Linked DNA regions of Homo sapiens: region 1 is linked to region 2. Evidence: chromatin loops called from intact Hi-C (ENCODE). Cell type or tissue: ascending aorta. All regions are shown on one strand. Links, peaks and the distances in the headings refer to the core of each region. The heading gives the core; the rest is flanking DNA.

Evidence for each region. Peaks named below come from ENCODE experiments on the same cell type or tissue, not always from the same donor. Only the 100,000 strongest peaks of a DNase experiment are listed, where the experiment ranks them.
Region 1: it touches region 2 in a loop (3-fold over the local background); 8 of 110 quality-filtered maps call a loop at or near these places.

Annotation. Positions count from the first base shown.
Region 1 is chrX:136,055,674-136,071,863 of GRCh38, reverse strand. No RefSeq gene overlaps it. Among named protein-coding and RNA genes, the nearest start is that of SLC9A6, 78 kb to the right of the region's middle. In ascending aorta, for the core only: no CTCF peak of the experiment used is centred there; DNase peaks (open chromatin) are centred at 3,748, 6,685 and 8,323; H3K4me3 peaks cover 317 bases; H3K27ac peaks cover 6,937 bases.
Region 2 is chrX:136,106,498-136,122,687 of GRCh38, reverse strand. No RefSeq gene overlaps it. Among named protein-coding and RNA genes, the nearest start is that of FHL1, 82 kb to the left of the region's middle. RefSeq lists a silencer at 7,979-8,178. In ascending aorta, for the core only: no CTCF peak of the experiment used is centred there; no DNase peak of the experiment used is centred there; H3K27ac peaks cover 2,025 bases.

The DNA.
Region 1 (16,190 bases), core at 3,444-11,443, 51 kb after region 2:
GTCATTCCCATTCTGGACTTTCGGGGGAAAATGAAAAACGCTAATCTTGGTTAAGTGAAGATTATCTTTTCCTGTTTTTGAAAGGCAATATTGGTTGAAAACTGTACGTAAAAACTGGTAAGTAGAGTAGATAACCTGTAAAAGTGTTTAGTAACCTAAACATTCCTTTACAGAGGTCAGTTACTATTGTGGTTGTTATAGTACTTAAATACATTGATTTAAAAATACATACACATAGGACCTGCAGCAGGGCAGGAGGACGGCAACCACAGACTGCACCACAACCTGCAAATGTTGCTGCTCCACTTTTTCACATCCCATGCCCTTCTCCACTTGTTTCTATCAGGCTTCCTTGCCCCCTTACCTCTTCTGAAATAGATCTTGTCAAGGACACTAATGGCTTCCCTGTAGCCAATGCAACAGTCATTCTACTGTCTTCATCTGAAGGCTCAGCAGTAGCATTAGACACGTGAACAGCTTCTTCCTCCTTGAAACAGTTTTTCCTCTCATCTGCTTCAAATAAACAACTTCTGGGTTTTCTTCTATCTCACTGGCTACTCTTCCTTCTCCTCCACTTGACCTCGAAATGTGGTGACCTCTAAATGTGCCTGTTTCTCTTAGCATTCCTCTCCATTCCCGTGGCCTTGACTGTCACAACTCTCATCTCTGGACTAACAGCTCTTCCTAGGCCAGAACACTCCCCTGTATTTCCATCTGCCTGCTGGACATCTCCTCAAACTCAAAATGTCCTGAGCACAGCTCTCACCTTGCCTCCATATCCTCACCATATATCATACTCTGTCTCTGCCATCTCTTTATTATTATTATTATTATTTATTATTATTATTAAGATGGGGTCTTGCTCTGTCACCCAGGCTGGAGTGCGGTAGCACCATTATAGCTCACTGCAGCCTCGAACTCCTGGGCTTAGGTGATCCTCCTGCCTCAGCCTCTCCAGTAGCTGGGACCACAGGAATGCACCACGGTGCTCACCTTCTGCCATCTCTTTAAATAGTACCAGCCGATATCCACTTGCTCAGGCCAAAAGCCTCAGGGGCATCACTGACTCCTCTTTCACTTTCACTTACCTCCGTATACAACTCCCTCATCAAGCCCTGTCAGTCTTACCTTCTACATGTCTCATGAATCTGTCCACTTATCTTCATCTCCATCCACCACCCTGGTCAAACCAACACCCTCTCTTACCTGAGTGCCTGAACTTGTCTCCTAACTGATCTTACTGCCTCCAGCCTTCCTCCCCTACAGCCCACTCTCCCCTTAGCAAGAGCCATGGTCTTTTCTTTTTCTTTTTTTTTTCGTGTGTGTGTGTGTGTGAGACAGAGAGAGAGAGAGAGACGGAGTCTCGCTCTCTCACCCAGGCTGGAGTGCAGTGGCACAATCTCGGCTCACTGCAACCTCTGCCTCCCAGGTTCAAGTGATTCTCCTGCCTCAGCCTCCCAAGTAGCTGGGACTATAGGCATGTGCCACCAGGCCTGGCTAATTTTTGTATTTTATTTTTAGTAGAGACAGGGTTTCGCCATTTTGGCCAGGCTGGTCTCGAACTCCTGACCTCAGGTGATCCACCTGCCTTGGCCTCACAAAGTGCTGGGATTATAGGCATGAGCCACCGCGCCCGGCCGAGCCATGGTCTTTTCAAAACATAATTTGGATTATGTCTCTCCCCAGCTTAACACTGTTTAATGGCTTCTCCATTATTGTCAGAACCAGAATCCCAAATCCATAACATGCCCCTGTCTGCTCTCCGGTCTCATATCCCATAACCCCTCCCCTTTCCTGAACTTCTGTGAGCATTTCTTGGTTCCTCAGATATGTGCTGCACTGTGAGTAGTGGCCCTTCACACTTGTGGTCCCTTCTGCTTAGACAGGGGAGCATTTTTCCCTCCACACATCCTCTCCCAGTTGACCTGGCTAACTTCTACTCAGCTTAAATGCCTCTTCCTCCAGGAAGCCTTCTCCGATCCTTACACTCAGCCTTCAGAACCTTTACTCTATGTTTCCAGAGCTTTCTGTCTGCTTTTCCTGTCATAGCATTGATCTAACTGCATTGTAACTGCCTATCTATCCGTCTGTCTTCCTAACTAAATTATTAGCACTGGGGAGAAGGGACGTCTTCCCTCTTTTTGTAAAAATTTAATTTTATTATTATTAGTTTTAGAAAGGGGGTCTCACTCCATTGCCCAGGCTGGAGTGCAGTAGTATGATTATAGCTCACTGCAGCCTCCCAATTACTGGGCTCAAGTGATCCTCCCACCTTAGCCTCCTTGGTAGCTGGGGCTACAGCCATGAGCCATCACACCCAGCTAATTTTTAAATATTTTTTTGGAGATGGAGTGTCTCTATGCTGCCCAGGCTGATCTCAAACTCTTGGCCTCATGTGATCCTCCCACCTTACTCTCCCACGTAGCTGGAATTACCTCTTCTCTTTTGTTCCCCTCTGCATGTCGGGTCTAGCTCATAGCAGGCTCTTTCCATCAGCTCATCCTTATACCTAGAATACTCCTCACCCTCACCTTTGAAAGTCTGGCTACTTATCCTTCAGATTGCTGTTTGAAGTCTGCTCTGCTCATGGATGTTGTCCTGACCATGCTATCTGAGCTAGCCCCCCAGTCACTCTATCACATCACCCTACTTTCATTCTCTGTGTTGCATTTGCCACTCTTGGATCTTTTCCATGTTTGTGTGTTTCTTTTTTGTTTATTGGCTGTTTTCACCAGAAGGAATATACATGCCATAGAAACAGGGCCTTTGTCTGGTTTTGCCCCACATTGTAACACAGCATCTAGGCAAATGCTTGGAATGTGGTAGGATGAGTGTTGGATGAATACATGTTGGATAAGTTGAATGAATGAACTGATAGTGAATGATCAGTCAATCAAACAATCAAAGGTAACCCTCAGAGGAGAGCAGCAATCCTCAAGTGGAAATGGTAAACCAAGTGAGGAGCCTGTGCTGCCCCAGCTGGGATCTAAGATAAGTCATCAGATGTTCCCTAGGGGTGGCCTACATTCTCCCAGCATGCATCACCTCTGGCACTAATTAAAGGAGGACACTAGGGAAGGTTCTTTTTCTACGTTTCCAGATGGGGCAGACTCTTGATATAGGAAGAAAAAACAAATTGCCCCCTATGGCAGGCTGAAGGGAGAGGCTGGCAGACGGCAGCTTTTTAGAAATTTGGGTCGGTGCTGGAGACTTGTTAGTCAGTGACAGGTAAGACCTGGGACACAGATAACACATGGACACATGGACACTCATGAAAAACAGTAGACCATTGGCTAATGATAGAACCCAGGGCAAGGCTGAGCTATCTGGAGGTCTAATGGTCCTTTTGAACAATCTCAGCTTTTCTGGAAGGCAGTGAAGAGGAATGTGGGCTAAGAGTCCCTGCATTGCATCTCTGTCCGGCCTTGAGCTGTCTTCAAACAACCCCCCAACCTCCCCAACTGAGAACAAAGAGCCATCATTTCCACCTCCAGAAGCTTTGCCCACCAGAACGTGTCCAACTTACTAAACAGGGCTCCTTACCCCTGTGAATACTAAGAAGTAAACCGAAACAGAGCCCTTGCCAAGACAACTTCTCCCTCTCTCAGCATCAAAACTGAGGTCCTGTGCCTTCCAGTAAACAGTTCTGAAGTTACCCGCTTTCCTTTTTTAAAATTGCAAGCCGAAAAGCTCTCTAGCAAAGAGTCCCTCCCCCACCCCTCTCTTTCGTGGCGAGCCATGCCAGTTTGGCCATCTCCCAAGGACCAGTGATGCCAGGCATTTTATGAACAAAGCACAAGTTCCTTTGGATGCTGGCTGATTGATGGAAGTCCTGTGGGATTCGACCCTTGGAGGATTCACAGACAAATTACTTGATTATTAAGTACTACCAGAATAGAAATTAAGCTCAAAATAAAAAAACAAACGCCTCAAAGTCCCACTTGCTTGCTATTTACATATTGTTGTAGACAATTAAGCAGACTATGTGTCCTCTGGTCCAAGACACTAGTCTATGTGTGATGTTGCACAAACAATAGAAGACATCATTCCTGTCCTTGGAAAGGTCCAGTGGGACCAAGTCACCATGTGTGCAAAAGGCATATATGTTCATGAAGAAATGTGTAGTACACACATATATGGTGTGACCAGCTCCTCTCTCTGCACCATGAGTGGTCTAAGGGTCTCAGCTTTCTTTTGGGCACCAAGACACAAAGACTGGGCCCCATAATATCAGGACTGGGTCCCACTCCTCTCCCCAGGCGAGAAAGCAGCTCAAGCTTAAATTCTGGTCTCTGAAGGAAAAAAAAAAAACTCAGAACAAAAGAGCCTCTCAACCCAAGCTACCTCTGATTGATCCAGAACTGGGTAGTGAGGTGGGGTGGTGCAAATCCAGGAGAACTGGGGAGGGATTTGCTCTTGTGGCTCCAGCCCTACTCTTCCTTGCTTCTGAGTAATGCACTTGATTATTCTCACTCATGCAAGCACATCGAGTTTAGTGGGAAGTATATACACAAACAGATCTGAGCAAGTCCCCGCTGAGTCCTGCATCTCAGACTCTGGCAGCACAGAAATCAGTGAAGCAACTGTGAGCTCATAAAAATTTAAGACGCTTCGTGTGGGAGACAGTGGCTCTGGATGCAAAGGCGGGGAGGAAAAGAAGTAAGAAATGACCAAAAAAGCTAAAAAGCTGAAAAGCAACTTGTTATCTTTTTGCTTCAGGAGTGACCACACCAATACCCTCATTGTGGAATGGGCTTAAGGAAAATGAGAAAGCAAAAATGTGGAGCAATAAGTAGGCATTTCACGGTTTTCTAAAACCACCAAACTCCACACCGCCTCCACCCCGCAGTCCAGAGCACACTGTGGTCCATGATATGAGCAGGGCCAGTGAATGCTGACATGCCCATCCATAGTATACCACATTCCAGCTCCTAGGGGACTCTTTCCTATCCAAACTTGGCTGTGATAAACGGAACTGAGCAGAGGGCTTCCTCAACCCTCAGCTCATGCCATTATTAGCCAAATGGGTACAATGCACCATGCCATAGCAAAATCCACTAACAGCAGCTGGGAAGAGATGGGGAAATACAAGACAGATGGTAAAGTCCTTTGAAGTATGGATACAGTCCCTAAATAGAGAGGAGAGAGCCACACACTGAACATTTCATTTTGTAAGACATAGAATGGCCCAAATGCTGAAAACATGCACTACAATTCCAAAAGTTGTTTCCAAAGTCTAACTTTGACTCTCAAGTCCTTGGGTGAAGATACCTTGCCTCTGAAGACATCGTATGTTGAGCACTTTTTAAGGAACTAACCTCAGAACATGCAACCAATTCCTTGGAATATCCTTAGTGCTGAATTTGCTGTTGTTTGAAAAAATAAGCCAACATTGATCCATGGCAACTAGGCAGATGTTCCAACAAGGCTGCACTACTTTGGGTCCAAAAAGAAGGTGAAGTGGATTTTCTCAGGTGTCACATAGCTTGGCTCTGAAGAGTACTCCCTGCAATGTCTGGCACACTGGCAGCCACATTGGAATAAGTGTGCAATTTCATTTTTCTTTTCTTTTTTTTTCTTTTTATTTTTTTTAGACAAGAGTCTTGCTCTATCACCCAGGCTGGAGTGCAATAGCGTGATCTCGGCTCACTGCAACCTCCGCCTCCCAGATTCAAGTGATTCCCCTGCCTCAGCCTCCCAAGTAGCTGGGATTACAGGTGTGTGCCACTACTCCCAGCTAATTTTTGTATTTTTAGTAGAGACGGGGTTTCACCATGTTGGCCAGGATGGTCTCGAACTCCTGATCTCAGGTGATCCGCCTGCCTCAGCCTCCAGAAGTGCTGGGATTACAGGTATGAGCCACCGTGCCTAGCCTAAGTGTGTGCAATTTCTTTAGGGAACTTCTTAGAAAGGCAACACATTTAATAAATGTGCAAGTTCTGATGACATTTAATACATACGAAAGCCCCAATATGCTTGCTGAAAATCAACCTTTACCTTTTTTGTTGTATCAGGTGTTTGGGGAAGAGGGGAAAGGAATGGGCGGGTACTCAGTCATGGGATGAGAGCACGCTAAATCCATGTGCCCTCTTCCTAGGGTGTAGGAGGAGAGAGCTTCAGCGCAGGGTTCAGCAAACTTTTTCTGCAAGGGCCAGATAGTAAAAATTTTCAGCTTTGCCTGCCATATGGGGTCTGTTACATAACTTAACTCTGCTATTGCAGTGCAAAAGCAGCCTTAGACAATACTCAAACAAATGAGCATGGCTGAATGCCAATAAAACTTTATTTGCAAAATCAGCTGGGAATGGATTTGCTCTGTGGGCCAGATTTGGTCTGCAGTTCCTAGTCTGCCAACCCCTGCTCTTGTGCAAAGCAGACACTCATTTGCAGACTTCTTGTTTGACATCTCCAAACAACTTGCTGAAAGGTAAAGGGGCAAGCAGAGGTCCCTGAGCTCCCATAATCACTTCTCTTCAACCATTCTCGGTTGAATCCCATGATGTCATTCTGAAATGCAGTGGGTCATTGACAGGGTCACATTACTCAGAGAAAAACAGGATGTTTGACACCTAAAATATTCAGAACAAGCCCAGAGCTCATCTCTGCAAAAATGCTCTTATATAACAGGAAGCAAGAAGAAAGGGAAAGCGGCGACAGGAGGCTGGGAGGGGACAGCCGCTCTTGGAGAAGGCGCACCGGGTTGGGCTCTGACGGCAGGCCTGCTGCCTAGAGAGTACATCTCTGCTTGCAGCTGTCACTTCAGTGGACAGATGACTTCATTTCAGCTCCCCCCCTCCAATAAAGAGGCAATAATCTCTCACTTGGGAGAAATACCATATGGCAGATGCTTTGCAAAGTTGTAAGAAAACAGTATAAAGTACTTAGCGGGGAAATGCCACTTCCAAAAGCATAAAATTTGTCTAGAAAGGGATCAGGCAGTGTCTTTGAAATACCATAGGTTCCCAGAAGATGAAGTTGAAACCAGTGGGATTGGGTAACAAGAGGGGCATTATCAAGGCAAGTTAACACAGACATCTCCTTTCTTGTGTTTACATACCTTTAGTGTGGCTCAAATCCGAAACACTTATTCCCAAAGCTCACCCTGAACTGCCCTTGCTGAAATCTCAATGTCCACTACTCTCTACCTTGTACTTCAGGCTCGAAAATAACAGGTCTTCTTATTCCCCAAAGACCCAGTGGCATGAAGCCTCTGGCATGTGGCTTTGTGTCTCTGGGCATTTGGTCATGCAGGTTTCTTGTTCTGGAAGGGCCCTTCTGGCTCTTCAAAATTTAGCCTCCCTTGGCTGTTTACTGGGCCTCCCAAGTGTGTTCAGCACCCCCTCTTCTGTGCTACCTTGAGATCTTATACATATTTCTTTTGTTGTACCTAGTACATCGTCGAGTCATTTATTTGATTATATGACTTATTTCCTCCACTAGACCCTGAGCTCCTTGCTCTCTGATTTGTCTCTGGATTCCCAAAACCTAGGTAGTGCTGGGCTTATGAGAACAGCCCCATAAACATTTGCAGAATTTGGTGTCCAATAGTGGGGGGAGCCTCACTTGCTCAGCTGATCTCCTTTGGACCAGAGCTATATTTTCCAGGGCAAGCCTAGGTTAGGGTTCCATTTTGAGGTCTCTAGAACAAAATCCCCAGTAGCCTTGGGTTCCTCAGCATGGGGCTCTGGTCAACTGAGTTGCTGGCGCAGTTCTTTCATTAACTCTCTTAACTCAAATGTCTGCACCAAGATTTCCAATCCAATTACGAAGAGTCTCCCAGCCAGCACCTTCTTATCCTTCAGACCTCATCTTAAATGTCTTCTGAGAGACCGTTCCTGATTTCCCAGTCTGGAGTAGCTCTCCCCATTACTGTCTTGGCTTACCACATGACTTGGCATTTAGTAGGCATTCAATAAATACCTGTTGAAAGAGTGAGTGAAGGCATTTTGCAAGGTTTGAGTAAGCTAACGCCCATGGAATGCCTCAGACACATTCATTGCCTATAGACACACAGTAAATGTTTCCTTTATCAACATCTCTTCAGACACACTAATCCCAGGAAGCAACTAGGATAATGAAGCGACATCTCCCCGACTCCAGCACTTACAAAAATGCTTCCTTCCACCTACAGACAAATATAAAGGGAGAAGAATTCCAAAAGGAAGGCAGTTGTCATCTTTGACATACAAATGAAACGTGCTCAAAGTGGACAGCATTTATGTTCCCTTAAAGTGTGGCAAAAGCCAAGTTCCCCACAGCTTGAGCAAACAGGAAGACAAGAAATGTTCACACATAACCTTAAAAGTGGATCCAACCATGCCGCAGAGTGAGGCAAGCCTGGCTTAGGAGATTATGCCCATATAAGGCCCCACAAGCAGCTCCCAGTGGAGGCTGAGATAATTTGGCACCTCTCAGCAAAAACCAATAAGATTTGCCTTTAGGGCTTTGTTCACAAATAACCCCAAGTCGGCTGTCTACATTTTCATCTAAACATTTGATGAAAAACCTAATACCACCCTAAACATTTCAGCCTCAAAGACTCTGAAGGAAGTGCTGGAAATAACTCAAAGGCAGCCATCATCTGAAATGCTCACTCAAGTCTCCCCGGTGGTCTTTCTGAGTTGCTGAGGAAGAGCTGGGATAGGGAGGCAGGGCTCTGGGGACCACCTGAACTCAGAGATGGGCTGAGATCTGTTTCCTTTTCTGTCAGTGACAGTAAAGGGCTAGATAGTAAGCATTTTTCACTTTGCGGGCCATAGGTCTATCACCACTGCTCTACTCTACCACTGTAGTGAAAAAGCCTTAGGCAAGACGTGAATGAATGGGCATGGCTGTGTTCCAATAAAATTTTATTGATGGTCACTGAAATGTGAATTTCATATAATTTTCATGTGTCACAAAATATACTTTTGATTTGTTACAACCACTTAAAAATACAAAAACCAGTCTTAGCTCTCAGGCAGCACAAAAACAGTCAATGGGCTGGACTCGACCTGTGGGCTGCAGCTAGCTAATCCCTGCAGCAGGCAGTAATGTACAGTAATGTGTAGTAACCAGCAAAGAACACAACCTCAGGCCCTTGGGCTCACTTGGATTCTGCAAGTTAACTTCTGCCACTTTCTGGCTATGTGACTTTGAGTAAGTCAGTAAAATCTCTGAGCCTCAGTTTCCCCATCTGTCTGGACCTCCTTGCCACTGCTGGAATGAGCATTAAAAGAGAGAAGCCATCTCATGATGGTGCTTGGCACACATAAACACTCTGTAGATGTTAGCTACTGTTATCTGAAGTTCCCTTTGATTACAGCTGGCATTCTCCCTTCTGATATCCCTAGTGCCTAGCACACTATGTGGCACACAGTAGACACTCATGAATCTTGGTTGAATGAATGAATGAATGAATGAATGAATGAATGAATACATGCTTGAATAAAATCCCATCGAAATGCAGCAACTGACACTTTCACTCTCTAGCTGCCCAGGCTGTCAACTTGCAGCCTCCATCACTTCCAAACTTTTAGTTTTGGCCCAGTGTTGTTGTTGGGTCAGCACTGGGGCAAGTGGTTGGAGTTGCACTTGGTACAATTTCAGATGTGCACATAGTAAGTACTCAATAATTGCTTGAGGAATGAATTAATAGACATCTATTGCCCAAGTGAAGCGATAACTTCAAGTATTTTAATTTCAAAAAGAGAGATACCCCTCCTTTGCACCCAGTCCTAGGGCTCATGATGTTGGGGAAGTGGTGATTAAGATGAGGTGACCTCCCTGAAAGTCCGCCCCGGGGAGGGACAAGGTAATTGTCCAGCACTGCATGTTGGTCTTCTCCTGCTTTCTTCAGCTAGTCCCACAGAGGGACACTGGCCTGCCCACCACCTGCCTCTCTAGGAGACCAAGCTCTTGTACAAACAAACTGTTCAGGGCTTTTTAGAGCCAAATTTCTATCTGCGTACGCATTCTCATCCAGAGGGCCATTGCTCCAGCTGCTAAGGTAAAAAGGGGGTTAGCCAGTGATTTGGGCCCATGTGCTTCATGGGGGGAAGCCATTTATTTTTGTATAAACAGCATATGGTGCTCACCTACCCCTCACAAGGAGGCTGTGGGAATTCCTGGCACACGAGTAATTTTAAGTTTCAAAGTTTTTCTAGGGTCCTGAAAAAAAAAAGCTGCAGAAAACACGGAAAAGGAAATCATCTTGAGTTGGACACGACAGCCCTTGAACCATGAAGAGCATCACGTGCAGATCAGAGGCCCCAGCGAAACTCTCCCTGGAGAAAAGGCCCAGCAAGCCCAAGCCAGGCCGATAGGGGATTGATTTCCCACCCCCGGAAACAGCGCAGGAATCAATGAGTGTGCTGTGATCCAGAGCTGACTGCCGGGAAGCCTTGGCCTTGGCCAATGCTAGGCAGGAGGCTGTGGGCTACGTGAGCACTGACAAGACCCTTAAAGGCTTCCAACTTTCCTCTGGAGGAAGGCTTGACTTGGATCCCACTATAAGTTCTGTCAACCACATCAGAGCAGTTTCACAAAAGCCACTCAGAAAATGGAAAATGTTAAGGACATTTGTGGGAACCAAGAAGGAGCCAGACACAAGTATGGCATCATTTTCCCCACCACCCAAGGAGCCACCATCCCAAGTCTTGAAGAAGCACAAAGGGAAGTCGAGGTCCTCATGCCTGTTGAGCAGGCCCCCGGGAGTCTGCACCTCAGAGCCTGCTTTGGGCCTTGAGACTTCAGTCTGCTTTGAGCCGATGGTGGCACCAGCCATTTCTTATGATTAATCATAGTAATAATCGCCATGACAGCTACCATTGACAGGGTGTTCACTGTAGGCCAGGCACTGTGCTAAGTAGCTGTGTGATCTTGGACCTTCGCTGAACCACTCTGAGCCCCAGTTCCTTCCTTATCGGCAAGAAAGGGATAGCAATGGCACTCAGCTCAGAGAGTTGTTCTGTGGATTCGATGAGGCCATGCTTATAAAGGGCTTAACCCTGTGCCTGGCCCAGATTAGGTGCTTCAACAAGAGACAACCGCTATTATTATTACATGCGGGAAATAGCTGACGATTCAGATCAAAGGGGAAAATGACAATGGCCTTAATTCTGTTGTTGTAATTCTCCCTTTCTCCCTCTCCTTACCTTCTTCTTTCTCAACTTATCCTGTTTTTTATTTTATTTTATTTTATTTTATTTTTTGAGAATGAGTTTCACTCTTGTTGCCCAAGCTGGAGTGCAATGGTGGGATCTCGGCTCACTGCAACCTCCTCCTCCCGGGTTCAAGCAATTCTCCTGCCTCAGCTAGGATTACAGGTGCCCACCACCACACCTGGCTAATTTTTTTTTTTTTTTTTGTATTTTTAGTAGAGAGGAGGTTTCACCATGTTGGCCAGGCTGGTCTCGAACTCCTGACCTCAGGTGAGACACCCGCCTTGGCCTCCCAAAGTGCTAGGATTACAGACGTGAGCTTACCCTGATCTTAAACATAGACTTTCCATTCTCTCCCAGCCCTGTGAAGTGCAGGGAGGGCAAAAGCTTGCATGGCCATGGAGAAGCACGCACGAGCCACTCACAGGTTTGTGTGCCCACCAATGGCAACTCCAAGCAGATCGCCTCTTCTTTCTCCTTGCCAGGTCCGTTTTTGGCACTTTACATCTCCCAGCCAATACGGTTTTGGTCGGCTCCATGGAGCAGTGCATGAGGCATGCCACAGAAACATGAGAAGTAGCTAGTTGGCTATCTTGTCAGGTTGTGTAGCTGTGAGTCAAAAAAATGCCAAAACATTTGAAAGCAGAATTCACCCCTTCTGTGACAGCCACCAGAGTAATGCTCAAAAAGGTATTTTTTCCTCTTCTGTGGGTAAAGCAGAAGAGAAGAAAATGAGTGGCAGTCACTAGTCCAGTAAAGGGAATGTTTGATCTTGGTTTGTTCATTCATTCGCTCCTTTGTTCATCCCTCACATTCTTGGTAGGTTCCTGTATCTACTTTTTGCTGAGCAGTATACCTAACACTGGGGGAAATCAGACGATTGAGACAAGGGTGTCTGAGCCTATGGCTTACTGTCTAGTGGGGGAGATGGATAAAATAAATGAACAATTCTAATGTAGTGAGAGGAGTTCTCTGCAGCTGAGGAGCACAGGGCACTGTCAGTCCCCAGAGGAACCAGCATCGAACTCAACCTGGGAATGTGTTTGTTTCAGTTCACGAAAAAGCCAGCATCCAAATCAAAAAGATGGCCAGGAGTGGAGGCTCTCACCTGTAATCCCTGTAGTTTGGGAGACCAAGGCAGGAGGATTGCTTGAGCCCAAAAGTTTGAAACCAGCCTGGGCAATATAGCAAGACCCTTTGCCTACAAAACAATTTTAAAAAATAAAAGATGGTCTTTGCTTAAAACAAGTGAATGCAAGCAGCCTGGGAAACCAAATGCAGAGGCCACCAAGCCTCCAAAGGCAGCCTGGAAAGTTACTCCTCTGCATCTTGTTCTGTGCCTGTTTCTTTTCTATCCCTCAGCCCATTGATTAGGCTCATGCCTTTCACTCTCAAGAAAGAGTTAATCTTATATACAGTAGGATTTCAATTTTCCAAAGTTTCTGAATGTGTGGGTGCATATGCATATAGAGTAAAAAGACTGGAAGAAGCCTCACTAAAATGTTAACAATGGTTATCTTTGGGTAGCATTTTCATGTCTCATTTCTTAAATATTTTAATTTTTTCCACAATGAACATGTATTATTTTTATAATCTGAAAACAATGTCATTAATTTCAAAAGTGCAGGTCTGCAAAAAGCTATGTGCTGTATGCTTCTGTTTATATGACATGCTGGAAAAAGCAAAACTACAGGGACAGGAAATATGTCAGTGGTTGTCAGAAGCCCAGGGTGGGGAAAGGGATTAACTACAAATGGGCACAGGGGAAGTTTTTGGAGAGATGAACCCGATTCGTCTGTTGATTGTGGTGATAGTTACATGTCTGTGTTTTTCTTTTTTCTTTTTTTTTTTTTTTTTTTTTGAGATGGAGTTTCACTCTTGTTGCCCAGGCTGGAGTGCAATGTTGCAATCTCAGCTCACTTCAGCTCACTCCAGCCTCCGCCTCCTGGGTTCAAGCCATTCTCCTGCCTCAGCCTCCTGAATTGTTGGGATTACAGGCTCCTGCCACCACGCCAGGCTAATTTTTTGTATTTTTAGTAGAGACAGGATTTCACCATTTTGGCCAGGCTGGTCTCGAACTCCTGGCCTCAGGGGATCCACCCGCCTCGGCCTCCCAAAGTGCTGGGATTACAGGCGTGAGCCACCACACCCGGCCGTCTATGTTTTTCAAAGCTCACAGAGCTATATGCTAAAGGATAAATTTTATGGCATATAAATCATACTTCAATAAGCCAGAGGTTTTGTTTGTTTGTTTTGAGACAGAGTCTCACTCTGTCGCCCAGGCTGGAGTGTGGTGGTGTGATGTCAGCTCACTGCAACCTCCACCTCCCAGGTTCAAGCGATTCTCCTACCTCAGCCTCCCGAATAGCTGGGATTACAGGCATGCGCCACCAGGCCCGGCTAATTTTTGTATTTTTAGTAGAAACTGGGTCTCTCCATGTTTGCCAGGCTGGTTCCAAACTCCTGACATCAGGTGACCTGCCAGCCTTTGCCTCCCAAAGTACTGGGATTACAGATGTGAGCCACCGCGCTTGGCCAATGAGCCAGAGTTTTTCTAAAAAGTGAGTTTAGATTATTTTTCCACTTCCATCATTTCTGGAGAATCTGATGGACCCAGGAAGATAATGAAATGTTTGAAGTGTATGATCTTAAAAAGATTACAAAAACAGACAAAGGAAATTTTCTTATTCCTGTCAGTTCTCTTAAAGTTCAGCCTTAGATGGCTGGGGCTTGAGTTTTGTTTTTTTATTCTTTGCTCCTTTTTTTTAAAGTCACTCGAGGCCAGAATTTATGTGAAAGACATAGTTTTTCTTGGTATCTAATGAGGTGACTTTAGAATGATTTCAAGTATGATTTACAACTGGAGTGCTATCTTTATGAAACATTTATATCTGTGACAACACCTAATAAAACTTTTTATTGGAAACATTGTTTGTATGGTTAGAACAGACTGTCAAAATAATCCCCCTTGGACCAGATGCATCACAAACTGATCATTTACTCTGTTGTTCTTGCCGGTATCATATTTAAATTCAATCTGATGGGGACTAGAGAAAAGGGCAAGCCGATGACATCATTTTCTTTATAAAGATTGAAGTTTTCATTTACTACAAGGGACACGATATAAAGACTATCTTACAGTAAGAAACTACAATGCCCACAAGCTGGAAATTTCTGTCCTGAACTACCCAACTAGACACTGTTATTTGAATTCAGTCATGTCATTAAAATATTTAAGACCTGGTTTGTGCTTTATTTGATATAGAATTGGATCATTGTCTATAAGTACAGACTCTAGATGCTGTATAATTAGAGTGGTATCTGAAGCTATCTTTTTTTTTTTTTTTTTTTTGAGACAGAGTTTCGCTCTTGTTGCCCAGGCTGGAGTGCAATGGCACAATCTCGGCTCACTGCAACCAACCTCCACCTCCTAGGCTCAAGCGATTCTCCCCCCTCAGCCTCTGTAGTAAGCCTGGCTAATTTTTGTATTTTTAGTAGAGATGGGGTTTTGCCATGGTGGCCAGGCTGGTCTCGAACTCCTGACCTCAGGTGATCAACCTACCTCGGCCTCCCAAAGTGCTGGGATTACGGGCGTGAGCCACTGGCCTGAAGCTACCCTTTCGTTTCTTCCTTAGCCTAACAACAAGAAAAAGTTCTATAATATACCAGGGTTATGGAGAGGAAGTGGCAACTGGCTCAGCACAGATAGAAGCAGTGTGCCAGTTACTTTTGCTTTTAATTTACCTTGTAAGTTCTTCTGTTCATCCTTAGAAGTGACTCCAAATGCGTGGTACAGAAACTACATGCACAGATGCTGCTTGTTCACATAAAATCAGTGGAGAAATCAGAGAAATACCAAAAATATCTAATAATAAGCTATTGATCCTGCTAAAGGGCATAATGAAAAGATGGCATGAAGTTCTCTACAAGAAAAAAATGGCCATTTTGATCTATTACATTTACAAACTAGAAATGCTGAGCTCTAAAACCACATATCTAATAAATGCTGAGCTCTAAAACCATGTATCTAATGACAAGGCTATCTTCACCACTAGACTGTGAGCTCCTTGAGTGCAGGCAGCATGCCTGATGTACCTCTGACTTTCTAGATCAGACAGAAGGAATGAAGGAAGAATTTGTATAATCAAGTCATTGGTTTCCTATGAAACAGAGTTTGGAATCGCACTACTGACATCCCTACCAATGGGTCAGAAAGAACAGAGCTCAGTGTAATGAGAGCAGAGCTGTGGGCTCCATTGTTACATAGAATAGCCAGCTTTGTCCTGGACTGCCTTTGTAGGTAAAGGGGAGGTTCTGCGTTTAATGTATGTTTTTTAGGTCAGCACATCAGTCCTACAGTTTCTGGGTGAAGAAATAAATTCCTGCCGAGGAAGGAATGTAATTGGGGTTTAACACAAGCAATTTTAGGAAAGACCTCTACGTATCAGGACCAGCACTACATTTCTTAAAAAAAAAAAAAAAAAAGACATCTCTTTGTCCATCATCTTTCTCTCAAGTTAGTTCTGAAGTGACTTTTCCCAGCCACTCCGGAGGCAATGAGGACTTCATTTTGGAAACATTGGCTGAGTGTACTGGTGACTCACACCTCTGATGAATTAATAAAAGTTGAGAAAACAAAAACCAGATGTTTCCTTCATCTTAATATAGACCCCTAAGCTTTCTTTTTTCAGTTATACTGTCACTTGCTGATTTCCTTCTAGTGAGGCAAAGCCCAATATTTTGAAAGTTTGTATCCATGCCTATTGGATGACCTCCATCCCAACAGTTGCTATTTGGTTCAAATTTCCATAAAGACAGCAGGTCAGGCACGGACTGTTTCAGCAAGCTAGTGGCACACAGTGTTTGAGAACAGCATACCAGAGGGCTTGGACACTAGATTGGATTTGCTTGAGAACTCTTGCAACAGCTTCTGAGGAAAAGCAAAAAGCGAAGCCGTCTCTTAGCTTGCATGCAAACCCACACAGAACCAGAAAGAGACTGGCCAACTAGCCGTGGCTTCCTTTCCACATCCAGTATTCATTCCTTGGC
Region 2 (16,190 bases), core at 2,882-10,881:
TGAGCCCAGGAGTTTGCAACCAGCCTGGGTAACAGGGAGAAACGAAACCCTTTCGCCACACACACACACACACAAATTAGCCAGGCATAGTGGCACATGCCTGTAGTCCCAGCTACTCAGGAGGCTGAAGTGGGAGGATCACCAGAGCCTGGGGAGGTCGAGGCTGCAATGAGCTGTAACAGCACCACTGCACTCCAGCCTGGGCAACAGAGTGAGACCCTATCTCAAAATAAATGAATAAATGAATGAATAAATAAATACATAATAAATAAATAAATAAATAAATAAATAAATAAATAAATAAATATTAAAAAAAGAAAAGAAAAGAAATTGACAACTGATTAGCTGTTGACTAGCTTTGGGCAGTAATGATTTTTCCAAACCTCAGTCTCAAAACCTCAGAAGGGGATTACGTTAGCTCAGGAGTCACAGATGCAAAGGGGCCTCCCCCAGGGTCAGCAGGTCATGCAACTGATGGAAGTGAGCCTACAGGAGGACCCTGAGAAACTGGATGGAGTGCATATGCACCCAGTATGTGCCATGCTGCAGTGTAGCCCTGAGATGGCCAGGTTTACCCACTTTTTCAAGAAAAGGCAGAAATCCAGATTTTTATGACTTGTAAATGTTGGCAACTAATTTAAATAGTTTTAAAATACCACCAGGGCCAAGTAAAACATGCCTACAGGCTGAACTTGGCTCACAGACCCCTGTGCTGGATTTCTAAGGTCCTTTCCAACTTCTCAAATGCCTCCCGTCTATGAAATTTCTTTTTAAAAGTTGACACAACATCTGGGTAAACATTCTAAAACCCTGACTAGCATAAAAACCTTTTTTAAGATAAAAAATATTGTTTCAAGTAAAATAAATGTTCACTGTATACTTGATTTCTGGCCAATAACATACTAGATATTTTGATAAAGTTGTTTATTATTTAATTAGGCATAAAGCAAGGAGAACCAGCAATTCAAAGAGAGAGGACTATGCTAAGTGTGATGTCTTAAGGGAAAAATAGAGAAACGGAGGGACTGACTTCTCTAGGTGAGGAGTTGGTGTGAATTTATGTCTACTGCAAAAAACAAAACTCATCCAGAACATTAACTGCAGAGTCCAGATCTTGGTCCTTGAGAAAATTTTAATCTGATTGGATCTGATTTTCAGTTCATTAAAGAAAACAAGACATTTAATGCCAACACCCAAGAATTTTCCACGTTTTTTAGAGAAAGAACTATAATTATGGAAATAGCCAGTCACCCAAGGAGCATATTAAATACTTTAACTATTAGAAGACAGGTTTCTGGAACAACCAAAGTAAACAGTTTCACATTAACTTTTCTCAGATATGATAGTATTGGCTTAGAATTTTTATGATAATCTTAAATCCATTAGTGAGGTCAATTGTTTCCACATTACCAAAACATACTAATGTGATAATTTTTTAAAGCCTTGTTACTGTGCTGGACATTGTAAAACACAGGAAGCCCTGAAACAACAACCTAAAAATATATATTAACAACCTTTGATTTTAAACTTTGATTGATCATGGTGATTTTTTGTATCTTATTCAAAATGTTATAGTAACAATCTGAAAATAAAATTAAGAAAACACTTCAGTTTACAATAGTATCAAAAAGAGTAAATTACTTAGAAATAAATTTAACAAAAGAGATGCAAAACTTCTATTCTGAAAAGTACAAAACATCATGCAAAGAAACTAAAGAAGACCTAAATAAATGGAAACATGTTCCATGTTCATGGTGCAAAAGATTTAATATTGTTAAGATGCCAATATTCCCCAAGCTGATTCATAATTTAATACAATCCCTATCAAAATTCCAATAGCAGTTTTTGCAGAAATGGCAAAGCCAATCCTCAAATTCATTTGGAATTACGAGGGGCCCTGAATGGCCAAAACAATATTGAAAAAGAAAAATGAAGTTGGAGAACTCATACTTCCAAATATCAAAACTTACCACAAAGCTACAGTAATCAAAACAGTGTGCTATTGGAATAAGGATAGACATATAGAACAATGGAATAGAATTAAGAGTCAAAAAATGAACCAATAAGTCTATGATCAACTGATTTCAACATGGATGCCAAGTCCATTCAATGCGGAAAGAAAGAATAGCCTCTTCAACAAATTCTGGGATACCTGGATCTCCAAGTGCAAAAGGAATGAAGTACTGATACAAGCTACAACATGGGTGAACCTTGAAAACATTATGCTAAGCGAAAGAAGCCAGTCGTTAAAAACTTACATATTTATGGTTCCATTTATGTGAAATAACTAGGTAAGCTAATTTGTAGATACAGAAGATAGATTATTGTTTACCTAGGGCTAGAGAGTTGGTAGGAAATAGGGAATGCCTACTAATGGCTACAGAGTTTCTTTTGGGGTGATGGAAATGTTCAAAATTGATTTTGGTGATGGTTGCACAATTCTATGAATACTAAAAACCATTGAACTGTATGTTATTTATTTATTTATTTATTGAGGAGTCTCACTCTGTCACCCAGATTGGAGTACAGTAGCATGATCATAATTCACTGCAGCTTCAAACTCCTCAGCTCAAGCAATCCTCCCACCTCAGCCTCCCTTGTAGCTGGGGCCACCACAGGTGTGTACCACCATGCCTGGCTAATTTTGTTGATTTTTGTAGAGATGGAGTCTCACTATGTTGCCCAGGATAGTCTTGATCTCCTGGGCTCAAGTGATTCCCCACCTTGGCCTCCCAAAGTTCAGGGTGTCAGGCATGAGCCGCCACTCCTGGCCTAACTGTACCTTTTAAATGGGTGAATTGTCCGGTATTTGAATGATATCTCAATAAAGCTGTTAAAATGTGATGGTATTCTTCCACACTTACAGAAATGTAAGATGTATTTATTTCACAGGCATTGGTAGAGTACCTACTATATGCCATGCACTGTGCTAGGTGCCATTGGAGCCAAAACAAAATTTTATATCACTACTGTCTCAGAGTTTATAGTACGGTTCTGTGTATCAATAACTAGAACACATGGAAGAAAGCCAAGACTGAGCCCAAGGAGGCACCAAAAGTTATGATGAGAATAAAGTCAATTCTTAATGGAGGAAGTACCTTTTGGGGCTTTGGAGGGTAGCGGGACTTTGACAGGTACAGGTCAATGAGAAAGGCAATTCCAGCTGCGTGAGGTGGTTAGGGCAGGATGGTGTGGCAATGCACAGGAAGAGCAATGGAAGTGAGATGCACCTATTGTGTTTAGGAAGTGTCAAGTACCCTAGTTGGCCCGGAGGTAATAACTGAAGTGTAGTAACCCCCTAAAGCAGTGCAGGTAGGTTAGGCCGTATCCTAGAGGGCATAAAAAGTTTGGACTTATCTCACTAGGCAAGAGATAAATAGGAAGGCTTCTGAGCAGAGGAGTTACATGAGCAGAGCTGTGCTTTAGACAACACCCTCATCCCCTACCCTACCTTCACTCTCACCCTCGCCCTGAATCACATGGTGCTCACTATACATCTCCTCAAACGAGATATCTGAGCACGTGAATTTGAGAGGCTCATGACTTGAAGACACCAGGCACAGAAGAGGCTGAAATGCCAACACAACAGGGATTGAGAGAAGATCTTAAAACCCTCCAAAGAATCAGTCACACAACATACAAAGGAGAATCCGAACAGTATCAAGCTTCTCAAGAGCAATGCTAGATGCTGCAAGATAACTGAGCAATGCTATAAAAATGTGAGAGAAATCATCTTCAACCCAGAATTCCATTCCCAGCTACAATACTCATCAAGTGTGAGGTTAAAGACCTTTTTCACAAATGCAAGAGACCAGAAACTTTCTCTCTTGTGCATCCTACTTAGAGACTACTGGAGGATATGTTGTAGCAAAACAAGGGAATAAAACAAGTCTAGAGAACAGTTGGGGTTCAGGAAACTGGATCCAACCTTGGAGAGTGGCATGGGACAGGATCAGGATGGCAAGTGTGCATGTGCAACAGACCTAGAGAGCAAGTAGTCGAGATTGGCATAGGAAGATGCTAGGCCCTAGAAAGGTCATGTCTGGGCCGGGCAAGGTGGCTCACACCTGTAATCCCAGCACTTTGGGAGGCCGAGGGGGGCTGATCACAAGGTCAGGAGTTTGAGACCAGCCTGACCAACATGGTGAAACCCCGTCTCTACTAAAAATACAAAAATTAGCCAGGCGTGGTGGCATGCACACGTAATACCAGCTGCTCGGGAGGCTGAGGCAGGAGAATCGCTTGGACCTGGGAGGCAGAAGTTGCAGTGAGCCGAGATCGTGCCACTGCACTCCATCTTGAGCGACAGAGCGAGACTCCGTCTCAAAAAAAGAAAAGGAAAAAAGAAAAGTCATGTCTGAAGAAGCAAAGGGGGACTCGATAGAATATGGAGAAGCTATAAAGAATTTACGATAAGTGAATGATAGATAAACAAAACAAAACTAAAGGTAATTAGAGGTTCCAGGAAAAAAATATATGTGACAAGAAAAGAGGCCGAGGCAGGCAGATCACGAGGTCAGGAGTTCGAGACCAGCTTGGCCAACATGGTGAAACCCCGTCTCTACTAAAAATACAAAAACAATTAGCCGGGCGTGGTGGCATGTGCCTGTAACCCCAGCTACCTGGGATGCTGAGGCAGGAGAATTGCTTGAACTCAGGAGGCAGAGGTTGCAGTGAGCCGAGATTGTGACACCGCACTCCAGCCTAGGCAACAGAAAAGAAAATAAAAATAAGCATAGTATATTGCTTGATGGCTCCACAATAAGTGTTGTTAACATAGTTGTAATAGTGTAAATACACTTGTTTTATTTTACAACACAGTACAACTATATAGTGTAAAATTGGTAGATCTTCATCTCTCTAGTGCTCTTCTAGCATAACAAGAAATCAATAGATGGTGTCTGAAATGGATGAATCTAGAAACAGCAATAAAATCATACTGTAAAGGAATGTGGCCATAATTACGATTAAGAAACAGCTAGAAGTATTTAAGTGGCTGCTTTTGTGGAGCAGAACTAGGGTGTGGTAAAGGGTGGGTAGGGGGACTGTTGTTTTTCTTTTTTTTTTTTTTTTTGAAACGGAGTTTCACTCTTGTCACCCAGGCTGGGGTGCAATGGCTCGATCTCAGCTCACTGCAACCTCTGCCTCCCGGGTTCAAGCGATTCTCCTGCCTCAGCCTCCCAAGTAGCTGGGATTACAGGCGCCTGCCACCATGCCTGGCTAATTTTGTATTTTTAGTAGAGATGGGGTTTCACCATGGTGTCCAGGTTGGTCTCGAACTCCTGACCTCAGGTGATCCGCCCATCTTGGCCTCCCAAAGTGCTGGGATTACAAGCATGAGCCATCATGCCCGGCCTGTGGTTTTTTATTATATGACTTTCGATTCTGAATTATTTGTTTTGTATTATATAAATGTATTATATTAATACATATTTTAAATTATGCAATTATTAAAAAAATCTAACTGAATGTGTTGCCAAGGTTGACCAGGAGAGAGTAGAAAAATAACTAGAAGGATAGTGTTACAGTCCTGACGAGATAATAAGGGTCTGAACGATCCACAAGGACCCTTTTCTGTTAAGAGTCTCATTAGAATGTAATCTCTTAGAGACCTTGTCTATTTTGTTCACTGCTATATCCCCAGCATCTAGCACAGTGCCTCATACCTATAGAAGTTGGACAAATATTTGTTGAGTGAATGAATGAATAAATCTTGACATGTTTCTACAAGGCTAAATTGCATTTTTTTTTATTCCTAAAGTGATGCTTATTAATAAAAAGAATGCTTCCTTATATGGCAACAAAATAATAGCCATGCCACTCTTGTCTCCACTTTCCCCAAACAAGACAGAATAGGGAGGGGGACCCGCCTCATCTCTTGGGAAGCGTGGTGATAGTTTCCTGAGGAGCACAGATAAAATCTGTAATGCTGATGTGCAGATTCTCAAGTATGTGGTTGGAGGGGATAGTAGGGAGGGCTTGTTTTATTTGGACCTAAGTGTTTAGTGTTCCCAAGATTCCATTCTCGTTATCTTTAGCAAACAGGCCCCAATCCAATTCATAATTGAAAAACCATGATCTGAGTATTTTTCATGCAAGGTGTTTTAGCACAGTTTTGTACAAAATCACCACAGGCTTAGGTGGAATTAGATAAACGGATACTTCAAGAGGCTAAGTGCCTGAGAAGTAACATGTCAAGTTGTACAACTGTCTATAAGTAGTGTTAAGGGGCTTCTGCATTGAAATATTAGAAAATAAGAAAGAGAGGCCGGGTGCAGTGGTTCACACCTGTAATTCCAGCACTTTGGGAGGACGAGGTGGGGGGAACGTTTGAGCCTATGAGTTTGAGACCAGCCTGCGCAACATGGTGAGACCCCCTCTCAACAAAAAAATACAAAAATTAGCAGGTGATGGTGGCATGCACCTGTGTAATGCCTGTAGACCCAGCTACGTGGGCGGATTGCTCAAGCTCGGGAGGTGGAGCTTGCAGTGAGCCATGATGGTGCCCCTGCACTCCAGCCTGAATGACAGAGTGAGACCTCATCTCAAAATAAAAAAAGAAAGAAAGAAAATAAGAAAGAGATGTTGGTTACCCTCTAACTGAAAACAACTGAATGTATATTTAGGCTGCAAACCCACTTCCTGAATCCTCTTGGAACTCTGAAGTTTGAACTTGCAAGCAGATGTTCTGCTGGTAAAGGACATAAGCAAGTCAAGATTTTTACAATAAACCCCATCAGCTCAGCAATTGCTAGGCTGATAATAGACAAAATGAATTCATCCATGTGTAGTGGTTACACTCCCTAGACATTTAAGCTTAGGTCTTATTACATTAGTATGGCACGATATCATATCCATAAAATAAAAACCTATCTGTTAACTGCATAAAGACAAGCTACCAAGGCAAGAAGCCAGATGCAGGGGAGGAAGGCATGAATCATATTAGGAGAAATAGGATGCAAGGTGGAGACTCGATTTGGTTCCCATATCTCCCTCCTCTCTGGCCCACGTTGATTTCTCAATATCCCCAGCCAGATCCACTCTGCCACAACTCTCAGCAGCTGCTCCACCTCTGACAATACTCCTTCAAAATTGTGGACTCTACTACTTTCCTCCAACTTGTAGCAGTTAACCCTGTTATTTCCTGATAACCACTGGAATTTCTAAGCTAGTCAATGTAGCCTGTGTTATATGGTTTGGTTTCATTGATACTTTTAAAATATGAAAAAAGTTTTTTAAACTAAGAGTTTGGAGAATGCTCAAAAATGAGAGGCCATTTGCCTTTTCACAGTGCACACAAGGCATAAAAAATGTTTCTCAATATTGCAGCTGCTAAGTAACACAGAAAGTTTTCCAGTCGCCTAAACATTTGCTTGTGCACTTCTGCATTCCTACAATACCATTCAAAAGTTGTGCTGAAATCCTCCATGATTTACATGCATAACAGGAATAGAAAGATCATTTCTCCTTCATTCTTCTTCCTTTGGAACCAGCAGCCAGTGCCACCGTAATTCTAGATCAAACAGTTAAAAGCAAGTGATTTCACTCAGGAAGAGGTGACCATGGTGCTTGCCCTAAATGTAAAAGCTGAGGCTCTGTCATCGATCCAGTGTCAGGGTCTGGGCTGGGTACTGGGGATATAGAAGTGAGCCAGGGAGACCCGGTTCGTGCCCTCATGTAGCTCACAGTCTAATAGGGAGAGCCAGGCCATAACCAAGAACTCAAAGAAAGCAGCTTTCAGGTTGTGATTAGAGCTATAGTGGAAATAAGCAGGAGGGGATGGTAAGAGTCCCTGTGGAGGCACCACTATGGAGATTCAATATTCTTCATATGAATAAGATAGCCTTGCCCTTAGAAGGTTTCAGTCTAGTGAAGGAGGCAGAGTAAAAACAAGCAGACAAATAAATAATCTAATTGCGGGTTATGAGGAAAGAAACAAAGGGTGGTCAGAGGAGGCCTCTCCTAGGAGGTGCTATGTCAGCTGAGGCCTCATGGAGAAAGGATTGCCTGAACCCAGAGCTGGAAAAAGAACATTCCAAGCAGAAGGAACAAAGGAATCTAAAGTCTCTACGATGGGGAAAAGCCAGACATTTCCAGAAAGGAGGCGATAGTGGCCTGTGGAACAAGAGAGAGAGTGGAAGGACAGGAGGTTGGAGAGACAGACAACAGTCAGCTTCTTTGGGGTCTTCCAGCCCATGGTGAGCAGTGGAATTCTTATTCCAAGTACACTGAGAAAATGGAAATGTTGCCTACCATCACCTATTGCTTGACCTTCTGTTCCAGAGTGTCTCTTTCTTGCTAGGCAGATGGGTACAGAGTGTCCATGAGAAATAAGTGTCTCAAAGCATAATAAATTAGCTTTGGCCTTATAAATTTCAAAGATATTTAATTGGATATTTACATACAGTCATTATCTGCACACCTATTCTTGGAGATTGTTATGGCCAAGTAACCTAGTAAGTCAAGTGGAGCCTGAGTCCATTCCCCCTTCACTCTCTCTAAAAAGGTTAGCAGCAATGGTGTTTCCAACATGGAGTAGCATTTGTTATGTTCATACTGCCTTCCTGTTAATTAATAAGTAACCGAAGGTAGTGGTTTGGTTGGTTACATACTGCCTCCTTCCAAAGAGGATATGAAGTGGGTTACACCAACCTGTGTAATGTAACAGGATAAAAAATGATCAATAGATAAAATTCATGACCAAGGGAAAATGTAGGAAGGAAAATTAAGTGAAACAAAAAGTAAAATTAAAACAGTATGCTGGAATGCCTTAAGTGAATTACAAACCTGCCTCTGGGCTTCCTGGTGGGCAAAGGAAAGAAGGAAGCAAGATCAAGTTTGTCTTGTATATAAGATAAACCAGTCTGGGTGCGGTGGCGCATGCCTGTAATTCCAGCACTTTGGGAGGCCGAGGCAGGTGGATCACGAGGTTAGGAGACCAAGGCCAGCCTGGGTAACATGGTGAAACCCCCTCTCTACTAAAAATACAAAAAATTAGCCAGGCATGGTGGCACGCACCTGTAGTCCCAGCTACTCAGGAGGCTGAGGCAAGAGAATCGCTTGAACCCAGGAGCGGAGGTTGCAGTGAGCTGAGATTGTGCCGCTGCACTCCAGCCTGGACGACAGAGCAAGACTCCGTCTCAAAATAAATAAATTTAATAAATAAATAAATAATAAAATTTAAAAAAGATAAACCATAGTTTTGCTCAGGATGAGTGCAGCTTTTCCTGGCATAAGAACCTGAGAGAAGTTTCTTTAGTGGGTTCTATTAGATTGGAGACATTGTGCTCAAATGGACCTATGTTTTTTTTCAAAAGCAGCTTTTGTGAAGTATATTTATACACCATCAACACCCATTTTAAATGTACAAGTTCCTGTGTCTTCTTAAGGCCTTCTACATGAGAACACCTCAGAAGGTTCTGTAATTGGAGGGCAGAATTATTATCTTTCCCTCAGATAAAGCAATTCATATGAGTAATCATACTTTCTCCTAGCAAAAAGCTCTACAATTATTAGTATATTCTTTCTCATTGCTAATCTTACAGACTATAGTATTTCCATCTTATAAGATGGAGATCCTAAGACTCAGGAAAGTTGAGCAATTTAGCTGAAGTCAGACAATTTAGCCAAAGCTAAACTTCAAAACTGGAATGTTACACAAGTCATATTCCTATTTCAATTGCTAAATATGGGTTGATTTTCCCTGTTTACAGATTGCCACTGTTGCAATGTTTTCATCTCACTCAATTGAAGTCCAGAAATGTGAAAGAGGTCCAGGAATTCAAACACTCTTAAGGCCCTATTTCAGATTGCTAAACACAGATTAAGTGTAAGTAATACACTCCAATACTAAAAATGAAGAAATAAGATGTTTGCTTTTTTAACTTTTTGGATAAACATATGAAAAATTTATTTTGAGCCTTTAAAAAGTAGGTAGAACATTCCATCACATTGGTTCAAAGATCAGTTTCTCAGAACTTCGCTGGTTGTTGGTTAATGACATATGGCCCAACAGGAATATTAATATATAGATAATAGCTCACAAGCAGAATGTGAAATATTAAGGTATTATTGCAAAAGACTTTGCTACTTTCCAGAAGTATATTAACAGGATAACATGAAGTCCAAAATATTTGTAAATTCATCCCCTTTGTTTATCCAGCATTTTCAAGCTCCTCGTGAAGTATCCTACAGAGCCAAGCAAGGATCTGACCATCCTGGAACCAATTATCTTGGGGCAGAACATGTTTATGATTTCTTCAGACTCCAGCCAGCACAGACCAAGGGCTGGAAAGGGACAGGAAGGCCAAAGGTGCCTGCTTGGATTATCTAAGAACCTAGCACAGTGCTGGAAACATAGTAGGTACTCAGTAATTGGATTTTAACCTGAAATAAATGGGATAGGGAAAGAGTTTTTACATTACTTATTTTTTGTACATTAAAAAAAGACCTTTGTGTTGAATGTAAGTGTAGAGCTTGATGAATTTTTACAACCTGAACACACCTGTATTGCCAGTTACCCATTTCCAGTGGAGGATTTTTAACAAGGGAATGAACAAAAATGGGTAAAATCTGCCCATGGTCCTCGAGGAAGCCATAGTAGAGTAGGGGAGACACACAGCAAATAAAACAATTACATTAAAATCAATGTGCTGAGTGCTCTAATAGAAGTGTGTACATGATACCTAGGGGCATGATGGAGGAAGTGGTTCACTTTACCCTGATTGCTAGTGAAGTCTTCACAGAGGAAGGGGTACTTGAGATGGGTCTTAGAAGAAAAGAGTTTGCCAGATGGAGAAGGATGGAGTTAGAACTTGGCATATGGAAAGAAAAGTGTGGGCAAAGGCAAGTGTGGGAGAGCTGGACAAGGATAGTGTGGCTGGTACACTAGGGGCACGAACATTCCTTCCTTGACCCCACAGCCCTCTCCATCTGATACTTTTTCCTGCTCCCTTCTTAGCCCAACTTCTCCAAAGAATTATCTACTCATACTGCCTCTTCCTCTTCACCTCCCATCCACTCTTCAACCCACTCCAACCCATCTTCCAGACTCTCCACTTTATTGAAGCTCTTGCTTCAATGTTGGCAAGTCCAAGGAACATTCTTCTGTCCTTATTTAGCTTCTCAGTGATATTCTAAAGTCAGTCATTCTCTCATTCTTAGGACAATCTTTTTGGTTAGTTTGTTTCTGTGATATCGCACATCCTCAAGCTTCTCCTGCAGTGTCTTTTACTTCCCTATTTCCTCTACTCATGCAAAGTGTAAATAAGATAATATATGAAAAGTGCTTAGAATAGGTCATGGTAAATAGTAAACATTCAATAAATATTATCTGTTATTATTTCTGGCCTCCTGGCAGCATCTTTTTCATTTTTCCAGTTCTGCTATCAGTTTATTTTTATTTTAAGTTATTTCCCAATCTTTAAATGTTGTTATTCATCAGGGCTCATGTTTTAAATACTATCTATATATTCATGAATCACAAATTTATATCTTTAGCCTTTACTTGTTCACTGACCATTTTTTTTTTTACACAGCAGCCAGAATATTCTTTTAGAAATTAGTAACAGAGCAAGGATGTCCATTCTCATCACTTTTATTCAACATCATACTGGAGGTTCTAGCCAGTGCAATAAAGCAAGAAAAAGAAATAAAAGATATAGAAATTGGAAAAAAAAGAAGTAAAACTTTTTCTTCAAATAACATAATTGTGTATAGAAAAAAGCTAAGGAATCTACAAAAGAAATACTAGAACTAATAAGCAAATTAAGCAAGGTTATGAGATAAAAGGTTGATGTACAAAACGAATTGTATATTGGCAATGAAAAACTGGGAAAAGAAAATTTGAAACACATTATTATTTATAAAATTAAAAAAATTTCAAACACTCAGAAAAAGTATAATGAGAGCAGTTCAAGATCTCTAGGCTGAAAAATAGAATATATTGCTGAAAGAAATTAAAGAAGGCCTAAATAAATGGAGAGATATATCATGTTGATGGGTTGGAAGAATCAATACTGTTAAGATGCCAAACTCTTAAATTGATCTCTGGATTTCATGCAGTCCCATTTATAATCCCAGTCAATTTCTTTTATAGAAATTGACAAGCTTATTCTAAATTTATTTGAAAATGCAAAAGACCTAAACAAAACAAACTTGAAAAAGAAAAACTTTGGGTGATTCACACTGCCTGTATTCAACACTTACTCTAAAGCTACTGTGTGGTACTGACATAAAGACAGGCAAATAGATTGATGGAACAGGATAGAGAGTCCAGTGATAACCCCATACAGGTACTGCCTGTTAATTTTCAACAAAGGTGCAAAGACAATTTAATGGGGGAAACGATAGTCTGTTCATCAAATGGAGCTGGGAACAGCTAGATATTCTTTTTTTTTTTTTTTTTTTGAGACAGAGTCTCGCTCTGTTGCCCAGACTGGAGTGCAGTGGTGTGATCTCAGCTCACTGCAAGCTCCGCCTCCAGGGTTCAAGCCATTCTCCCGACTCAGCCTCCCGAGTAGCTGGGACTACAGGCACCCACCACCATGCCCAGCTAATTGTGTTTTTAGTAGAGATGGGGTTTCACTGTGTTAGCCAGGATGGTCTCTATCTCCTGACCTCATGATCTGCCCGCCTCGGCCTCCCAAAGTGCTGGGATTACAGGCGTGAGCCACCACGCCTGGCCAACAACTAGATATTCTTTTTCTTTTTCTTTTTTCTTTTCTTTTTCTTTTTTTCTTTTTCTTTTTTTTTTTTTTTTGAGACACACTTTCACTCTTGTTGCCCAGACTGGAGGGCGCAATGGCGTGATCTCAGCTCACTGCAACCTCTGCCTCTCAGGTTCAAGCTATTCTCCTGGCTCAGCCTCCCAAGTAGCTGAGATTACAGGTGCCTGCCAGCATGCCTGGCTAATTTTTTTTGTATTTTTAGTAGAGACGGGGTTTCACCATGTTGTCCAAGCTGGTCTCGAACTCCTGACCTCAGGGGATCCACCTGCCTCAGCCTCCCAAAGTGCTAGGATTACAGGCGTGAGCCACCACACCTAGCCACAGCTAGATATTCTTATGTAAGAAAAAGGAACTTTGACCCCCTATCTCACCACTTAATTAAAAATTACTTTTAGATGCATCATATGCCTAAAGGCAAAAGCTGAAACTCTAAAGCTTCTAAAATAATACATAGGCAATTATCTTCATGACATGGGATAGGCAATGGTTTCTTAGATAAGACCCAGAAAGCACTAACCTTAAAAGAAAAAATTGATAAATGAAACAATTAAAATTTAACATTTCTCCTCATCAAATGACACCATTAAGAAAATGAATAGTCCAGTCATTGTGGAAAACAGTGTAGCAATTCTTCAAAGAGCTAAAAATAGACCCACCATTCCACTGAGCAATCCCATTCCTGGGTAAATATCCAAAGGAATATAAATCATCCTACCATAAAGACACATGCACATGAATGTTCATTGCAGCACTATTCACAATAGCAAAGACATGGAATCAACCTGAGTGCCCATCAATGGTAGATTGGCTAAAGAAAATGTGGTACATATAAGTCATGGAATATTATGCAGCCATAAAAAAGAATGAGATCACGTACTTTGCAGGAACATGTAAGGAGTGGGAGGCCATTATCCTTAGCAAACTAATGCAGGAACAGAAAATCAAATATTGCATATTCTCACTTTAAGTGGGAGCTAAATTATGAGAACACATGGACACATAGAGGGGAACAACACACACTGGGGTCTACTTGAGGGTGGAGGCTGGGAGGAGGGAGAGGATCAGAAAAAATAACTAATGGGTACTAGGCTTAGTACCTGGATGATGAAACAATCTATATAACAAACCGTTGTCACACGAGTTTACCTATATAACAAACCTGTACAAATACACATGAACCTAAAACAAAAGTTAAAAAAAAAAGAAAAAGAAAAAAGAAAATGAACAGTCAAGCCACAAACTGGGAAAAAAATATTCACAATACATATAACTGACAAAGAACAAAATACAGAAACTTAATAGAAAAATAGACAAAATACTTGAATAGACACTTTAAAAACGAAGACCTATGAAGGGACAATAAACACATGAAAAGCTCATCAGCATTATTAATTATCAGGTAAATGCAAACTAAAACTGCAGTGAAATGCCATTTCATACCCTCTAGAATGGCTAAAATCAAAAAGACTGCCAGCACAAAATATTAGCAAGGATGTGAAGTAATGGGAAACCTCACACATTGCTGATGGTAATGTAAGATGGTGAACCAGGCCGGGCGTGGTGGCTCATGCCTGTAATCCCAGCACTTTGGGAGGCTGAAGCAGGCAGATCACATGAGGCCAGGAGTTCAAGACCAGCCTGGCCAACACGGTGAAACCCCCTCTCTACTAAAAATACAAAAATTAGCCAGGCATGGTGGTGCACACCTGTAATCCCAGCTATTTGGGAGGTTGAGGAATGAGAATTGCTTGAGCCTGGAATGAGCCACCGTGCCTGGCCAGAAGACTTGTTTTATACAACACAGTCACAGGCACTTTTAACAAGAATCTATATGAGTTGTCATGAAAATAAGATTGAAGTTGTTAAGTAATAAAAAGTTAATTATAAAAGTATACATATATATATACATGTATAACTTTCTAAAAAAATAATATATGCTTGGATTAGGTAAAACTACACATACATAACGTTGTTTGTTTATAGGAAGAAGACTGAACTACTGCTATACGCCAAACCGTTGGGAGTTGAAGTGGAACTGCCAAGGAATGGGGCCAGTTTTTCCGTTGTGGTGTTTTTATAATTGTGTAGGGTCAGTTTTAGTTTTTACTGTTTGACTCTGTTACAAAGACACTGTTTCACTCTGTCGCCCAGGCTGTAGTGCAGTGGCGTGATCTCAGCTCACTGCAACCTCTGCCTCCCAGGTTCAAGCGATTCTCCTGCCTCAGCCTCCCGAGTAGCTGGGACTACAGGCTGGAGCCACCACACCCGGCTAATTTTTGTATTTTTTGGTAGAGACGGGGTTTGACCATGTTGACCAGGCTGGTCTCTAACTCCTGACCTCAAGTCATCCGCCCACCTAGGCCTCCCACAGTGCTGGGATTGCATGTGTGAGCTACCCTGCCTGGCCTAACTTGTGGGTTTTCAAACAGGATAAAACCTCAGACCCTCACAGTTCTTAACACATACTTTTGTTACCGGTGGAGGGTGTCCAGGTTCTTGGTGTTTTGAACAAATAATTGGACAAAACGCACAAACAAAGTAAGGAAAGAATGAAGCAACAAAATCAGAGATTTACTGAAAACGAAAGTATACTCCACAGCGTGGGAGCAGGCCCGAGCAGTGGCTCAAGGGCCGGAATACAGAATCTTCTCGGGTGCAAATACCCCTTAGAAGTTTCCCATTGGCCACTTGGTGCTCACCTCATTTAAATAAAGTGGTGGCTTGCAATCAGAGACTAAAGTGAAATTATAAAGTTGTACTTCTGTGCAAATGAAGACTTGGCTCACAATCAGAGGCTGAAGTACAGTTAGAAAGTTACACTCCTATGCAAACGCCTGATTGGTTGCAAACAGCGACCAATCAGAGATACATTCAATTTCCCATCTGCCGTGCAGAAAAGGTAGGGGTTTGCAAAGGGAGTAGTCTGTGGTACTTTTGTTACTTAGGTGTAGAAAGTTATACTTTTCCTTTCTTTTTTTTAGGACCTCTTCAAGAACTAGAAACCACTGCTCAACGAAATAAAAGAGGACACAAACAAATGGAAGAACATTCCATGCTCACGGATAGGAAGAATCAATATCGTGAAAATGGCCATACCGCCCAAGGTATACTTTTCCTTTCTATTTAGTACTAAGAAGTCAGCGTGAAATGGCCTTAGGTTCCTTGCCCCCAGACCCTATTCTCCTGGCTCACTTTCAAATGTTTGAGCCAAAAAATGTGTGTGCTTATGTATGTATACTAAATTGTAAAATCAAGAGAACACAGATAAAAAAAAAAGTAGAATTATCCGACACGGTTTTATTTTACATTTTATTGATTTTGAGCTGCATAAGGAGCCATCTACTGGGTCTCCTGAAAAGAAACCAATTTTTTGTTTCCAGACAGCTCCAGACCCAAAGAGAAGGTCAGCTTCTCAGCTGTGGTGGGAACCCAACCCAGGAGAGTGCAGTCAGTTGGAACTCT